2 separate regions of the Homo sapiens genome follow, and region 1 is linked to region 2. A link is a contact called in ENCODE Hi-C data. All regions are on one chromosome and are shown on one strand. Each heading gives the region's core, a stretch centred on a gene start or an enhancer-like site at or near the end of the contact. The rest is flanking DNA. Distances are from core to core; before and after follow the strand shown.

Region 1 (5,022 bases), core at 2,415-4,914, 540 kb after region 2:
AAGACTGCAGTTCAATGGGGCCCTTTATGTCTACACTGGCAAGATGCTCTGATGCCAGCCCTGTTGAGGCCCAGCCCCCTTTTAGAACAGATGGGGAGCCTGAGGCCCAGTGAGGTTGTGAAAGTCCCTGCAGTGGATCCTAGCCTCCTTCCCCTCATGCCACTGCCCTAAAACATGAGATTCTCCTGACTCTGAAAAGGCCGGTCTTGAAGCATAGGATAAACTCAATATTGCCCTTAACCCCTGACAAGGAGGCCCCTTCCCTGACCCTAAAATTTAGAGGTTCCACAAATCACAAACACATACAAAAATAAATGCATTAAAGAACATATATGTGCATCTGTCTCTCAGGATCTGGGCTTAGCTCTGGCAACTACAATCTGAAACATCCTCTCTTGTGATTCAAAAAGGCCACTAAGAGAAGCCACTATTTAAAGTGTTCTCAACATACACGCATGTATGCACACACACGCACAATATAACTAAGTGAGGTGATAGATGTATTAATTAGCTTAATCGTCGTTATCATTCACGATGTACACCTATATCAAATCATTATGTTGTACATTTTAAATATATATAACTTTCATTTGTCAGTCATACTTCAATAAAGCGAGGAAGAAAAAAGGTCAGACCAGAGGGAAATACTCCGAATCTCTCACCCTATGTTCTTGGAATAAAAGCAGTCAAGTTTGAATGCAGTGAGGGTTTGAGGACTGTACCACTCCAGGTTCAGTGCTGACTCCGTTTTATAGCACAAGGAGGAGCTGAACAGCAGAAATGCTTAGAGAAGAGAAAGATAAGTTGAATTCTCTTGTCAAATTCTCCCTTGCAGGTAGCATGGATGCATATATTTTTTCATCATGAAGTCTCACTTCCGAATAGGGCCAATCATCTAGTGTCTTGCTGCTCTGTGTTCAAATTCATATAGTCTTGGAGGTGTTCCCCTCTACCTGAACGGTGGTACCACACACCTCCAAAGTTAGAGGCGGGCCTGGGCACACTCACCTGCAGACTTGGATATATTCTGTTGGCAATGGCTATGACTTCTGTCAACTAAAAGAAAATCAAGCTTTTAAGGAATTAAAGTTAGTTTTATTCAGAAGTCTTACTGAGGTTCTGTAATCCCAGCATTTTGGGAGGCCGGGGCAGGTGGAACACCTGAAGTCAGGAGTTTGAGATCAGCCTGGCTAACATGGTGAAACACTGTCTCTACTAAAAATACAAAAATTAGCTGGGCGTGGTGGTGGGCGCCTGTAATCCCAGCTACTCCGGAAGCTGAGGTGGGAGAATCGCTTGAACATGGGAGGCGGAGCTTGCAGTGAGCCGAGGTCGAGCCACTGCACTCCAGCCTGGGCAACAGAGTGAGACTCTGTCTCAAAAAAAAAAAAAAAAAAAAAAGCAGAAGTCTTACTGAGGACTAGAGACTGAAGACAAAGTCTGGGAGGAGTCTTTCAGAGAGGTCCTGTCCCACTGCTCTGAAACAGTGTTTTAGCTCATAGCTGATATACACGTAGCAGAAGTGCAGTATGTGCTCAAACATTACATCAAACTTGCTCAGAAGTTACAGTAAAGCAGAATCACATGAAAGTCTGGGTGCAAGAGTATATCTGGTTATAGATGATAGAGGCATAGTCACTAACCTTGTCAAACATTATCCTATGTGTAGGAATAGGCAAGGTCTAGGGTCATTTATCTTTTAAGAAATATAGTGTCTCAGGCAAAAGTTGTGGGGGCCTTGTGCTGTATCCTGCTTTGTTTTCAAAGCATTTTTCCAGAGAGGTGCACATCATTACAGAATCAAGGGCTTGTGAAATTATGCAGCAAGTAAAATGAGCAAACGTGGCTTGTTACATTTGCTGTGTCTCACATTTCCCTTTCTCTTTTAACCTCTCCCTTCCCCAACCCGATCCCGACCCCTTGGAGAAGGGGCTGTTGCATTTGACAAAGAAATTGATCCTTATGTAGAGTAAGCAACTTGTTTAAAGTCATCCAGCAAATTAGAGGAAGCCCCATGCTGGGAGAACCCATCCTTAGAGGCCCAGCTAGAGGTCCGCAAGTAGACAGTGGAGGGTCGTAGGTAGGAGGACAGGCTTGGGGTCAGAGCAGCTCGGTTTACACCTGGCACCCTCGTTCACTAGCTGTGCAACCTTGGGAGCAAGTGTCTCAGAGTATTTAAAGGACAGTTTTTTCTATTCCTATACAAGATGTTAACATTAAGGGAAGCTGGTGACAGGTATATGGGAACTCTCTATACTATTTTCGTAACTCTTCTATAAGTCTAAAATTATCTCATGATAAAATTTTTAAAAATAACAGTTTCCTCTTATCTGTAGCATGGAAAGAGTAAGGATATCTGTCTCCTAGGAGGCTTCGATGAGACAGTGCCTGGAAAGGGGTTAGCACAGTGTCTGGCCCATGCTGACGACTCCATACATAACAATTCTTAAAAGCTGCCTCCTCCAGGAAGCCGGTGAGCACCACTGGCAGAACCAATCACTGCTTTCTCAGTAGCCCCACACCCTCACTGCCCAGGAGCAGTTTATTTCAGTGTAAAATGCCAGGCGGCTTAATGTGACCACTGACAGCACGAGTTTGATCCTGGCTTTTCTGCTTCTCAGCTGAGATCCCCAGCAAGTTACTTGAGCACTTTGTGCCTCAGTTTCCTTTTGGTAAATAATAAAAGTCTGTACATTATAAGGCGGTCATGAAGATTAAATGAACTGGAATTTTTCAGCACTTAGAACTCTGCCTGGCCTATAGCAAACTCTACATACCTATTTTTATGCTCCAGGTCAGTGGTTTTCTAACTTGCTTTTTACTGTTACCCATAGTAACAAATATGCTTTCCATCACAACGTGTGTATGTGTGTGTGTGTATAAATAATTTTAAAGTGGTAATTTCAAAAACATTGGTCTCTAAGAGATGATCACATTTTGTTTCCCCCATTAAAATATAAGGTACTTGGGGGACAGGGAATAGTCTGACTCATTTTGGTCTCCAATCACTTCATTTCCTTCTTTCATTTAATTTACCAAGCTCCTATTATCTATTCATTAGACATAAATATATATTGAGCATTAACTCACTATGTACCTGTTACCTACCAGCACAGATCAGACCTGGGTTGAATCAATGAACGGGTAAGGCAAGGAAAGGAGGTCGCAGGGCAGAAGGCAGGGAGGAAGGGCAGGAGGGTGAAATGGAAGGAAGGGAGGAAAGGTGGAGGGGAGGAAGGAGAGGGGGAGGGTAGGAGGGCGAGAAGGAAGGAAAAGAAGGAACCCAGGTTCCCAATTGGCAGCAGTACCCACTTCCAACCCCTATGTTGCCACTTCCACCTCGGCAGGAAAGTTGCCCCTTCTCCAGCCATCTAGGTCCCCTGTACTCTTTCCCTGGGGATGGAGCTGGGTGCCGGTGCAGGCATCGGAGGAGCGGTGCCGGGGAACCCGCCTCCTCACCTCTTGCCCCTAGCACGGGGCGGTGACTCCAGAGCTGGGAGCCTGGCAGCGTCCTCACCCCAGGAAGGCATGCGCCCCTCTGCGGGCGGCCCCAGCCCTGGGCCCCCTGCCCCCGGAATTGCCCAAGATGCCGGGTGACTCCTCCCCGGGGACTCTCCCACTCTGGGACGCGTCACTCTCCCCACCCCTGGGTCCGGACCCCGGCGGCTTCTCGCGCGCGAGCCACGCGGGGGACAAGTCGCGGCCACCTGCTCCGGAGCTGGGGAGCCCGGGCGCCGTCCGCCCGCGCGTCGGTTCGTGTGCCCCGGGCCCCATGGAGCTGCGGGTCAGCAACACCAGCTGCGAGAACGGTGCGTACGGCAGGGCTGGGGACCAGGCGGGCTCCGCGCTTCGCGCCCTCCCCTCCTTGCCACCGCTCTCCCTCGCATCCTCTCCTCCCAGGGGGGCCAAAGCTGGGGAGGGGCAGGGCCAGCACGAGGTGGCTCCCACCCAGCTTTGAAGATCTGGGTTCTGGCTGAGACTTCACTTTCATCTTCGCAGCTGGGATGGCTGAGAGGAGTCAGGGAAGGAAAGTATGTCCCCTGGGTTGAGATGGGGGGTTAGTGGGGGGCAGGCATTTTGACGACAGCAGACACCCTGAGAGGTGGTGGGGGCGGGGGGAGGATTCTGTGTTTTTAATGTGTAGTTGCTTCAGGTTTTAGTACCTGCGCAGTTTGGGCTTTCTCTCTGGGTCAATGGGAGGACCATCACAGGACGGTCTTGTCTTTGGAAAAGAAAAAGAACCACAGGAAGGGGTAAAGAAAGACCCCTGACTTCCTATTGCGTTCTGACCATAAAGCAGGTAGTGGACTAGGCCCTTTACCCGCATTATCTCACTGAATCCTTAAAACAACTCTAGAAGGTAGGTAGGTATTATTATTTTACTATCTTGCTATCCCCACTCTAAAGATCCAGAAACTGAGGCTCTGAGCAGCTAATAATTTGCTCAAGGTAATACAGTGAGGAAATGGAATATAGATCCAAGGCTGGTGGACAGTAAAACCTCAACTCCTTCCTTGGTGTGGCTCCACTTTCCTACCTTGTCTTGGAACTGCAGGCTGTGGCATGTCCCTGTTTCTCTAACCTCTTCCCTTCTACAGTGAAGCTTTCAAAGCCAGCCTGTTAGGTGTCTGACTTTGGTTTCCTGAACAAGGCAGGCATTTTCAGCCTCACCTTTTCTCTAGGCCAGAATGTGTTCCCCAGTCCTAGCATATTCTGGAAGAGATAACAGGAATCATCTGGCCCATGCTCAGAATTGGATTACTTTGGCCATCAGCCCTCTGTCTTTTACTTTTCACTGCAGTGGGAGAACTTGACTCAATGGAGGATGCTCAGCCCTTGGGTGTTGCGGGCTTTACTGTGACAGCCAAGTCCATCCACAGAGGGTTCGTTGGCTCCATCTGCTAGAGGTGCACCTTCAGGGAGCAGGGGAAGGGCGTGGGGATGAGTTTGGTCTTCCTCTCAGGAGTCACCTCCCCTAGCCCATGTTCTCCCAGGTTCTGGCTCATTTCCTGGGCTCAGGGA
Region 2 (4,680 bases), core at 521-3,020:
CAGAAATTGTATCCCAGAAGCAAGGAAATTTGGAGAAACATGAGATTCTCCTTCTAATACCTGAAGAGTTAACAGCTCTCCAGTACTTCCCAGCATGCTTAGAGCAATAGCAACATTAATGGAATAAGCACATGTTTCTCCAAAGGTAACCATCTTTTGGATTTCTACTCTCTTGACATTACCTTTAAGAGAGAAAAAAAAAAATCAGTCTTATTGACTGATGGAGCCTATAGATTTTTTGTCCTGTTAGTTCACACAACACTGATCCGGCAGTTAATAAAGGAGATGTTCTGATAGGCATAAGGAGCTCAACTATGACCTATGGGCAGATGTCATCCGGAGACAGATTTTGCTATAAATATTTCTTAATCTCAGAACTGCTCTGAGATTGAATGGACTCCCTTGCGTGTGGTAAGGAGTTCACTGTCACTGAAAGTGTTCAAGTGTACTGTGAAAGATCACTTAGCGGTGATTCTACAGAGATGATTAGAGCATGGACAGAGAAGTTGTGGTCTCTAAAGTACCCTTCATTCATGAAACTAAAGCAAGCCTGGATCAATGACATCCATGGAATAAGTGAGTCTTTTTTATGAAACAAGGAAATCTACTAAGACTTATTTTGACACTGGAGTGTCATGCCCCCATCCTCAATCTAACATGCTACTGCGTTGTTAGAGGGTAAAAAGGCCGTCTTCGTCTTCCCTTCCATGCTGCACGTCATTGAGGACATTTTTACTATCTCCAATGTAGTCTAGCCTGTAAACAGAAAAGAGGGGCTCATAATGGGAAACACAAGACTAGAAAACAAAACAAAACAGATGCTGCTAAGTTACAGTGCAATTACCCTTAAAGTTCAAAGGGCTCACAGTTCATTTAGTCTAAGCTCCACATTTTACAGATGGGAAAACTGAGGCTGCAGGGGAAAAAGAGTTTCTGCCAATCCATTATAATGAGATAAAAAAGATTCTTAGCAAAATATAAAATCATGATTTCAATACGTTTATTTACCAAAAGGTCTCTAAGTGTGACCTTGAAAGGTCACCTCGCTGGGTGTCAATTTTCCTTCTTGCTAATACATATTGTGGTATTAATGCAACTAATTAGTGAATGCAATTAATTAGGCAAGGACTTCATTAATAATTTATGCCTTTTTTAAAAATTTCTTTTCCAAAAGCTATAGAATAGGGCAAATAGCTAAAATCCCTTACTAGAGAATCTTCAAATACTATTTTTAAAAAGGCCCCAAAACAAGCTGCTTCCATGGTCTAACTGGGCAGAGGAACCAACTCCCAGGAATAATATTCTACATGCTTTTTTCATTTTCCATATTGCCAACGCTCCTCAATAAACTCCAGTTTAACAATGGCCTCTTAAACTAACTTACCCATAGGTGAACAAAAAATTTCAGAGTAAAGTGCCATATCACCTTCTTTCTTTTGCGTGCTATACTTCTATTAATCCCACCTGCCTTGGTACTGGCATTTTGCTCAGAGTGTTAACCAAGACACAGGTTAATGTGAGCTAAATCTGCACAACTTTTTCACTTCTAATGTCACATCTTTCCAACTCTATGTGTAATCGTAACACAAGCTCAAGTCATTAAACCACTGAGTAGTAGCTAATCATTTGTAACAGCTTGTACAATCATTACAACACCCATTCATGCAAGATAGATTACCTTGTGTGTTTCTGCGAACAATAGGTTTCCATGAGTTTCCCTGAAAAGACAAGGCCACAGTGTGAGCAGAGTGGCTGCGGTGCATAGAACATGCAAAATGCTGGGGGAATTCCAGTGCTGCCCCGCAAAGAGCAGATATGGGCCAAAGGTGAGAACCAGTGGCTGGCTTTGGCAGAAAAAGCCATTCCCTTTCCCAGGTCAAACACTTGCTATTTTAACCACAGTTAGTGCTCATCAATTACCAAGTTGTTCCAACATTCTGGGCAATGGTGTTAAGCTATTTCATTCTGAGTCATCTGCCTATCCAGAATTCAAGCACTCACTTGGGTTTCAAAACACTTCTTTACGAGACATACTCAGAATTTTCCAAAACTGTAATCATGCCTTTGTATGAAGGCTAACAGCAGGATTCCAGTAAATTTTAAATTTGCTTTTGCACCTGGGGCAGGTGTTGAAATATACAAGTTTCATTATTATTCAAATCAGCTGAGATGGTTACTAGTCTCATCTCCTGACATACTGCCCTGAAACAGCTTTTGTTAATGAGTACAGAACAATTTATCCCCATTTTACAACAGTACCAGGTGCCACGTGCCTATAATTTGCCTGAAAACCATAAGCTGTTTCATGGCTGTTTTTGTAGCATTTTAAAACTTTTGGGGGCGGGGGGCAGGGGTGGGATGGAGGTGCAAGGTCATGGAGCAGCTTGCTAACTTAATGAAAACTACAGACCTTGTCCCCTGAAAAATGCAGGCATGAACACATAAACACTTTTGCATGTGATTTCAAAGGATTCACATTACCCTTGAAGTCCATCTGTGGCCTCCAGGTTAAGAAAGCTTGCTTTTAGGGAACATATAAGAAAACCAGGATCACGCCAGGCATGGTGGCTCATGCCTGTAATCCCAGAGCTTTGGGAGGCTAAAGTGGGTGGATCACCTGAGGTCAGGAGTTTGAGTCCAACCTAGCCCACATGGTGAAACCCCCTCCTACTAAACATACAAAAATTAGTCCCGTGTGATGGCGTGAACCTGTAGTCTCAGCTACTCAGGAGGCTGAGGCAGGAGAATCACTTGAACCCAGGAGGCGGAGGTGCAGTAAGCTGAGATCACGCCACTGCACTCCAGCCTGGACAACAGAATGAGACTCTCTCAAAAAAAAAAAAAAAAAAAAAAAAAAAAAAGAAGAAGAAAACCAGGATTGTTCATGGTCTTCGTCCTGCAACAATCCTAGCCAAAAGAAGAGACAAGCTAGGGTTTTCCCAACCAAAGAACAGAGAAAGTGAACAAAGTAGGAAATAGTACTTTCCTCTTAAGGCAGTAATAGGGATAAAATGAATTAGGCACATCAAGAGTATACCATCAGGACTGGCACAGAAATGTCCAATAAATGAAGGTGCTCTTCTGCTTTTTTTCCTTTTCCAAAACGTAAACTCTACCAGGAGGTTAATACACAGAGTCATTAGCAGCTTGGGGAGAATGAACTTACCTGTTACTTCCCTGGCTGGGATGGGAACAATGGCAGAACTGAGCCTCTTTGGGGAGGGATAAAGGGGAAGGAAGTGGAGACAACTCCAGATCCTCCTGCAGTCGCCAGGGTTCTGAAGTGCTCCATCACCTGGCCCTCCCTCCTTACCTCTCAGGAGAAACGCCACAAACAATGCGAAGAGCACAAATCCCAAGGAGGGGGCGATGATCATCAGTAGTTGGGAGATGGGCATTTCATTCTTCATTGACATGGGTATTCCATCCATCTGATGGGACACAGGCAAGGAGATGGACCCAGTCACTGCTAGATGCCACCCTCACAAGATGACATCCCAGCCCAATAGCACCTTACAACCACCAGCAGTTTCACTACATTTCACCACCTTTTGTCAAAAATCTCTGAAAACCCAAAACACGTGACCCATATCCCAAAATTTTCCGAAGTGTTAGACATCAGGCATAAGGAGCTGTGGGGCTCAGGGGTCTGAGGATAAAAAATAACTGTTGTGAGCTGTGTTCTCCATGGTCAAATCTCTTTCCTAGCCGCTGCTCAAATCCTTTGAGCTCTCCCTAGCCCTGTGCTACTCTTTTCATGGCTGACTTAGGCTTCTAGAGAAAACAGGATGAAAGAGAAAATGAAACTTAATTTCACATTTTCTACAGCAGTGGTTCTCAAAGTCTAGATGGGGGGCCCATGAGATCAAAATGATTTTCATGAGACATTTTTTGCCATTTTCACTATCATTCTCTCATGAGATATACAGTATACTTTCCCAGAGGCTATGTGATGTGTGATGTCATTGCTGTCACTTACACAGAATGTGGAAACAGAGATGAGAATCCCTCTGTCTCCTATTAAGCCAGATATTAATGAGATTTGCAAAAAATGTAAAACAATGCCATATTTCTCAGTAATTTTTTCATTCATTTTTCTCACTAATATTTTTTCAAAATAGAGTTAGTTAGTTGCCATAAAACATGTTATGTTAGCACAAAGTGAGTTTGTTGTTATTTTTAAATAAATTGATTTTTTTAAATGTTTTAAATACAGATACCTGTATAACAAACTTGCACATGTACCCCTGAACCTAAAAGAAAAGTTTAAACTTTTTTTTTTTAATTTTAAAAAATGAGATGGTGTCTCGCTATGTTGCCCAGGCTGGGCTCAAGCTCCTGCCATTGCTGGGATTAAATTTTTTTTTTTTTTTTTTTTTTTGACACAGAGTCTCACTCTGTCAGCCAGGCTGGAGTGCAGTGGTGCAATCTCAGCTAACTGCAACCTCTGCCTCCCGAGTTCAAGCAATTCTCCTGCCTCAACCTCCCACGTAGCTGGGGTTACAGGCATGCATATCCAAGCCCGGCTAATTTTTTTGTTTTTAGTACAGATGGGTTTCCACCATGTTGGCTAGGCTGGTCTCGAACTCCTGACCTCAAGTGATCTGCCCACCTCAGCCTCCCAAAGTGCTGGGATTATAGGCATGAGCCACTGCACCCGGCCTAAAAAAATTTTTTAAT

The links. Hi-C counts contacts between places; a loop is a spot of excess contacts on that map. Pooled maps may share reads with other maps.
Region 1: a map with no recorded cell type shows a loop between it and region 2 (3-fold over the local background). The contact joins the promoter of NIPAL4 here to the enhancer-like site in region 2. A Hi-C loop is called at or near these places in 1 of 37 single-sample maps with no recorded cell type and 9 of 50 pooled maps.

Annotation. Positions count from the first base shown.
Region 1 is chr5:157,456,549-157,461,570 of GRCh38, forward strand. It overlaps NIPAL4 (NIPA like domain containing 4), which reads left to right and starts at 3,665. Exons shown (of 6, transcript NM_001099287.2): 1 at 3,665-3,809. The coding sequence starts at 3,773. It overlaps NIPAL4-DT (NIPAL4 divergent transcript), which reads right to left and starts at 3,552. Exons shown (of 3, transcript NR_136205.1): 1 at 3,460-3,552. RefSeq lists a silencer at 3,559-3,718.
Region 2 is chr5:156,918,786-156,923,465 of GRCh38, forward strand. TIMD4 (T cell immunoglobulin and mucin domain containing 4) reads right to left here. Exons shown (of 9, transcript NM_138379.3): 7 at 3,314-3,431; 8 at 1,679-1,718; 9 at 507-756. The coding sequence ends at 672. Among named protein-coding and RNA genes, the nearest start is that of TIMD4, 42 kb to the right of the region's middle. RefSeq lists enhancers at 2,009-2,118, 3,688-3,967. Within about 2 kb of position 1,771, at least 4 of the 41 ENCODE cell types and tissues checked have a DNase peak (open chromatin) inside an H3K27ac peak, as active enhancers do.